Regions from separate parts of the Homo sapiens genome. Here region 2 is linked to region 1. A link is a contact called in ENCODE Hi-C or POLR2A ChIA-PET data. All regions are on one chromosome and are shown on one strand. Each heading gives the region's core, a stretch centred on a gene start or an enhancer-like site at or near the end of the contact. The rest is flanking DNA. Distances are from core to core; before and after follow the strand shown.

The links. A loop is a pair of places that touch in the nucleus more often than their neighbours do. ChIA-PET counts read pairs that join two places held with the same protein, here RNA polymerase II (POLR2A). Pooled maps may share reads with other maps.
Region 2: a pooled map shows a loop between it and region 1 (2.6-fold over the local background). The contact joins the promoter of SAMHD1 here to the promoter of ACTL10 in region 1. A Hi-C loop is called at or near these places in 1 of 50 pooled maps. POLR2A ChIA-PET finds 5 or more read pairs at or near these places in 2 of 52 experiments (GM12878 and H1).

The regions. Positions count from the first base shown.
Region 1 is chr20:33,665,324-33,668,435 of GRCh38, reverse strand. ACTL10 (actin like 10) reads right to left here and starts at 1,493. Exons shown (of 1, transcript NM_001024675.2): 1 at 1-1,493. The coding sequence starts at 938. The coding sequence ends at 201. The region is part of intron 5 of NECAB3 (N-terminal EF-hand calcium binding protein 3); the gene reads left to right. RefSeq lists enhancers at 691-770, 1,581-1,800 and a silencer at 1,121-1,450.
Region 2 is chr20:36,950,090-36,953,201 of GRCh38, reverse strand. It overlaps SAMHD1 (SAM and HD domain containing deoxynucleoside triphosphate triphosphohydrolase 1), which reads left to right and starts at 1,494. Exons shown (of 16, transcript NM_015474.4): 1 at 1,494-1,766. The coding sequence starts at 1,559. RefSeq lists a silencer at 1,780-1,999.

The sequences.
Region 1 (3,112 bases), core at 244-2,743:
TGGTTGGGGAGATTCAAACTGCAGTTCAAAATGAGGGTCCCATGGGTCCCAAATACCTTCTCCTGGCCCAGAAAGGGTATGGGGGTGACCCATCCAGTCAGCTCCAACCTCCAGGAGGACCCTGCCAGCTCCAAACACTTGACTCTTTAGATAGAGAGCTGTCCCCCAACGCAGTGCCACCCCCCCCAGTCCAGCCTGACTCAGTTGAACACATCGTACAGCAGCCTGGAGCCACACTCCTGGTACATGGCCCGAGTTATCCAGCGGCGCTGGAAGGAGTGCAGGGAGGCCACCATGGAGCCGCCGGTCCACACAGCCATGCCACGCCCATGCTTGGCCACCAGGTGGGGCCGCAGGGCCGCGTAGCCGTGCCGCCGGCACTGCGCCTCCAGCTCCTTGTCCAGGCGCTCGGCGAAGCCAGGAAACAGTGTGGAGCCGCCGGCTAGCACCACGGTGTCTGCCAGGCGTGTCCGCAGCGTTTTGGGCATCTTCTGCAGCGCCCGGAAGGCCAGCGCGGGCAGCCCCTGCTCAGCCTGGCCCAGCAGGCCCGGCTGGAAGATGGGTTCGGGGCAGCGGAAGCGCTCACTGCTGAGGCAGACGCAGCACCCGTTACCCACGCTGAAACTGGCCGGATGGTGGCGGGCGGGGTCGCGGAGGTCGCCCTCGAAGTCCAGGGACACGTAGCAGCTGCGCTTCTTGAGATGTGTGATGGCCTTGCGGGGCAGGGCCTGCTGCAAGAGGTCAGGGTTCGCCGCCACCAGCAGATCCCGCAGGTAGCGCGACAGGGTGCTGCCTGCCACGTTCAGTCGGAAGGTGGCCTGGTGCCACGAGTGACCCGCGTAGATGGGCGTGGCGTGGCACACGCCCGCGCCCGCCTCCACGGCCAGCCCGCTGAACGCGCCGGTGGAGCAGAGCGCCAGCAACGCGGTGCTAGCCATGTGGCACGCGGGCACTGCCAGGGTCTCGAACAGCAGCTCCGCCACCCTTTCGCGGCCCGCGGGCGGCGCCAACGGCGAGTCGCTCACCAGCACGGGCCACTGCTCTGGGCACACCCGCAGGCCGCCCACCAGCAGGCGCTCCCACAGCCCTTCCAGCGCCTCCCAGTCCGCCACCACGCCGTGCTTGATGGGGTGCGCCCGCGCCACGCCGCCCGCCAGCTCGCAGCCCGGCGCTCCGGGCAGCACCGGCCGGTCCCAGCTGGGCACCAAGCTAGAGCTCTTCAGCACTATGCGCGGCTGGTTCTCGCCCGCGAAGCCCGCCTTGGTGAAGCCCGAGCCCTGGTCCACCACCACCGCGATGCGGCCCAGGGAGGACGGCCGGTGCACGCGGCGGCTCCCCGACACCGACGCCACCTTCGGGCTCGGCCCAGCCGCGGGGCTGAAGGCTCCGCTCCTCCGCGCCACTCGGCTTCGTCGGCCCGATACCTCCCGGCCTCTGTCCTAGGGAGTAGTCCCCTTCAGCCTTTGGCTCTGCCTCCGGAGCCTAAGTTCTTCCTCTTCTGGACCAAATCACCACCCTTTTCAGCTCTTGGCTCCGCCCTCTGGTCTGAAAGCCCCGCCTCTTCTGTCCGGGCCATCCGCCTCCTTTTCAGCTCGTGGCTAGTTCCTAGGCCTGAGGCCCGGCCCCTAGTTCAGGCTTCAGTCTCCGCTCTGGCTGGGTTCCAGCCGCATCTCACCCTCTTGGTCTCCCTCTGGCGCCGGGCTTCAGGCTCCACGCTCTCAGGACCCGCCTCTGCTTTGCTGTTCCGCCCCGTCAGCCCTTGCTGAGATGGCTGACGAGATGGCTAGGACTGATCCTTTTAGATCCTAAGAAGCCCCCGGGAGGAGCAGAACTTTGAGGGCGAAGGGGCCTTGTGGTAAGGCCATTTGGACATATATCCCCCTTGAGGACCCAGGCAGCCTCCTGGCACCTCTCACCTGGGCTTGACGGAAGTTCCTGGTTGTGGAGAGGGGAGGGGCTGGTCAGAAGGCAGAAAAGAACTTGGATTGGGCTCATTGTGACCTCACTCCCCAGCAGCTGCACTTCGCAGCTCCCTACCTTATGACAACTCCCTGGACCCATCCTCTCTTCTGGACAGAGCCAAGGGCAGTGATTTTGGCATCCAGGGGTCTGGCTTCAGCAGCCCAGCACAGTCTGATTCCTTTCCCAAACCACTTAGAATTATCTGATGTACTCTGTCCAGATGTGTGGCCCCCTACCCCTCCCAGTGCTGAAGAAAAAGCTTTTTCATCACAGATCTGCAGCTTCCCTGAAGAGCCCCCGAGAGGCTCTGGCCCTACCTTTATGGGCTTCCACGGATGGATTCACGTGGGCCTCAGTTTGAGACTCAGTTCTTTTTTTTATTATTATTATTTTTGAGACGGAGTCTCGGTCACCCAGGCTGGGCGTGCAGCGTTGCAATCTCAGCTCAGTGCAACCTCTGCCTTCCGAGTTCAAGTGATTCTCCTGCCTCAGCCTCCTGAGTAGCTGGGACTACAGGCATGCACCACCATACGCGGCTAATTTTTGTATTTTTAGTGGAGACAGGGTTTCGCCACGTTGGCCAGGCTGGTCTCGAACTCCTGACCTCAGGTGATCCACCTGCCTTGGACTCCCAAAGTGCTAGGATTACAGGTGTGAGCCACCGCACCCAGCAAGACTCAGTTCTGAAGCTGACTCACTGTGCAGTCCTAAGCAAGTCTTGATCTTTCTCTGGGTTCGGTTTTCTCCTCCAAAAGGTAGTAATAATCCCCCCACACAGGAAAGAGGTCACTTCTTGTCTCTGCAAAGCCTCATCCTCCTGAGGACCAGTTTGGTTGCAGGTAGAAGACTCAGGTGAATGTAACCCAAAATAAGGACTTTATTGAAAGGATCTTACATGTTATGGATATCAAGAGCAAGGGTGAAATCAGGTTTCAGGAACAGAATCTGACTGCGGGGCTGTGGGGAACCCAGGATGTGCACTGCATTGTGTTGTTTGTTTTTTGAGATGGAGTCTCGCTCTCTTGCCCAGGCTGGAGTGCAGTGGTGTGATCTCAGCTCACTGCAACCTCTGCCTCCTGGGTTCAATTCCCCTGCCTTAGTCTCCCGAGTAGCTGGGACTACAGGCGCCCGCCATGATGCCTGGCTAGTT
Region 2 (3,112 bases), core at 245-2,744, 3.3 Mb before region 1:
ACAGGCTTCATCATTTCCTAGCTGTAAGACCTTGGGCAGCTGGGTACGGCTGTGTAATCCCAGCACTTTGGGAGGCTGAGGTGTGGGAATCACCTGAGGTCAGGAGTTCAAGACCAGCCTGGCCAACATGGTGAAATCCTGTCTCTACTAAAAATACAAAAATTAGCCAGGTGTGGTGGCAGGCGCCTGTAGTCCCAGCTACTTGGGAGTCTGAGGCATGAGAATCACTTGAACCTGGGAGGCAGAGGTTGCAGTGAGCTGAGATCACGCCACTGCACTCCAGCTTGGGAAACAGAGCAAGACTCCGTCTCAAAAAAAAAAAAGAAGACCTGCGGCAAATTACTTTTTCCTACATCCTAAGGTAATTGTGATAATTAAGTGAAGTAATATGTGTAGAGCCCTTAGAACTTTACAATATTTGTAAAACCCTTAGAAGTTATAAAAATTATTTAATATTTAAATAATTTAATGAATGTACTTAATTCATTTAGTATTATGTATAAATATAAAATTATTTTATATTTGTAAAGCCCTTAGAACCGTGCCTGGCACACAGTAAAGCTCTGTTTGCAAATAATATTTTGGCTCACCAGTAGACCACTAGTTCATACTGCTTGATGATAAGCTATTCCGCCTCATTCGTCCTTGACCCCCTAAACAGGTCTATGCCTTGGTTGCTGGGAAGGTGTGTTGGCTTTATTAACAGTAATAGTGATATGTCCTTTTACCAGGCAATTGCATGGACCAGTATTTATAGGGAAGTTTGAGCCCTGCCGCAGAGGGGTTAAGTGATGGGAAAATGCCTGCCATTTTCACATGCTGTTACAACCAGGCAGTAAAAGTCCTCAGAAGTTAAATTTTAAGTAATCAGACTGGCCACTTTCCTTCCTCTGGGAATGCAGTTGGGATGGAGGGCTCTGTCTCTAGTTGGAAAGAAGTCTGAAGTCCCCTCCTGTGTGGACACCAGACAACAGGTATCCCAGGGCCCTCTAGTTGACCAGCAATACTGTGGAATGAAGACACCCTCAAGTCACATTTGAAATCATTCCGGGTTCTTCCAGTTCAGCACCTTGACTGTTTTCCTCTTCACTGGGAAGGTGCTGGCAGCCTGACGGCCTTTTAGGCTTCTTTTAAGTTTGGGGCATCTGAAACCCGGCCAAGGTGCGGCGGGTAGTGTACTCATTCGAAGGAGAATACCCCCAATTCACTAGACGAGCCCCTAATTGGGGGTGCGGTGCCGGGCGCGCTCTTTCCTCCCCCTTTCCACCAGCACTGCCCTCAGTTCTGCTTCTAGCCACGCCCTTTCGCGTTCACGTCCAGCGCCCTGGCGGGATTGATTTGAGGACGACTGGACTGCCATTGCGCCTGCGCAGGGAGCCCAAGGCAAGAGCCGCTAGGCTGCCCTGCCCGAAGGGCTCAACTGTCAGTGAGCCTGCGCAGGAGGCCAATAGGCTGCCAATACTCCTTGGACTCCCCGCCAGGGCCCTGCTGTCAGTGCGCCTGCGCGCGGGTCCGGCGCCGAGGTTCTTGACTGCTGTGCCGGACGCCAGGTGTAGCCATGCAGCGAGCCGATTCCGAGCAGCCCTCCAAGCGTCCCCGTTGCGATGACAGCCCGAGAACCCCCTCAAACACCCCTTCCGCAGAGGCAGACTGGTCCCCGGGCCTGGAACTCCATCCCGACTACAAGACATGGGGTCCGGAGCAGGTGTGCTCCTTCCTCAGGCGCGGTGGCTTTGAAGAGCCGGTGCTGCTGAAGAACATCCGAGGTAGCGGCTCCGGAGGGGCTGAGGGGCGAAGGGCGGCGACCTGGGGCGCGGGCCAGGCGCCCTGAGGGAGGGGGCCCCACGAGAGGACCGAGGCCGAGGAGCGAGCCCTGCGGCGGGAGGCACCCGGGAGGGCGGACCTGCGCTGGGGGCGCCGAGGAAAGGAAGACCCGAGGCGGGGGAGGGAGCCCTGCGGCGGGGGTTCCCAGGAGGGCCTGCGGCATGGGGCTCCCGGGACTGACTCCCCGAGGCGGAGGAAGAAGACATGGGGTCGCCTGGGATAGGCGATTCGTAGGATGGGAGCAGGCTCCCGGGATTGAGGACCTGGGAGGGGCAGTCGTAGATTGGGATCTCACTCTCGTGGGTTTCTTCACTAACTTGCCACCCCGGCGCGGGACAAGCGAGACTCGGGTCCCTTTTTTTTAGTTAGAAGGAGATTTTTCCCCAGACCTTGGTGGGCGGCTTGCTGTCATCCAGGCTCGCGGGACCCCTCCGCGCTAACCGCAGCTCCTTGAACACTTGCCACATCAGAGGATGTTCTGGGGCTTTTAGGTTTCGGTTTCCTCCCTGAATTGAGGCTTTTCCTGAAGGGGAAGGAACTGGCTTGGTTAATCTCTGAATTCCCATCACCTTCCTTGGCATCCCAGCAGCGCCCGATAGGCGTGTGTTGACTGCACTTGCAGAACATGGTAAGGAACATGTTTTGCTCTTTAAAAGCAGGTTCCCCTCCAAAATCTGAACCTTGGGGTTGTTCAGTTGACCACTGAATCCCCAGCATGCCACAGTTTGGCCACATCCCCTGGAGAAGTGTTTAGGTTGAGTTTTAATCATATTTTACTGATTCGTATCCAAGCATCCATCCTTGTGAATTCTACTCAACTTTTTGTGGTGGGTGTGAGATTTGACTCCTGCCTTATATCCTCTAGGTGTCCAATAGGAAGGTGATTCTTTGGTGGTTGGGATTTGCAAATTTAGTAAATTTTTGCATTTGTTAGGTGGGGCCCTGTTTGGCTAGGTTGGAAACTGGGGTAGGAGGAACATTAGTGGTTCAGGACCCAAAGATAGCTTGAATGGGTATGGGAAATTGCATTTCTCCTTTTTTTTTTTTCTTCCCCCTTTTGCCCTTTCGTTTCCCTCCACTGCTGGGATGGATTATTACTTTATTTTCTTTGACTAGCAACAAGTGGAGTGAAGTAGTTCCATATTTTCTGTCTCAAAATGTGGTTGGCTCTCTGTTTCAGTGGTTTGTAGATTAACTCGTTACCCTCCAGAATGATGTGTGTTCCTTAAACCTACAACCTATTGCTATCAAAGACACTATGTGCTTTCATTTGGTAAAAACTGACCAA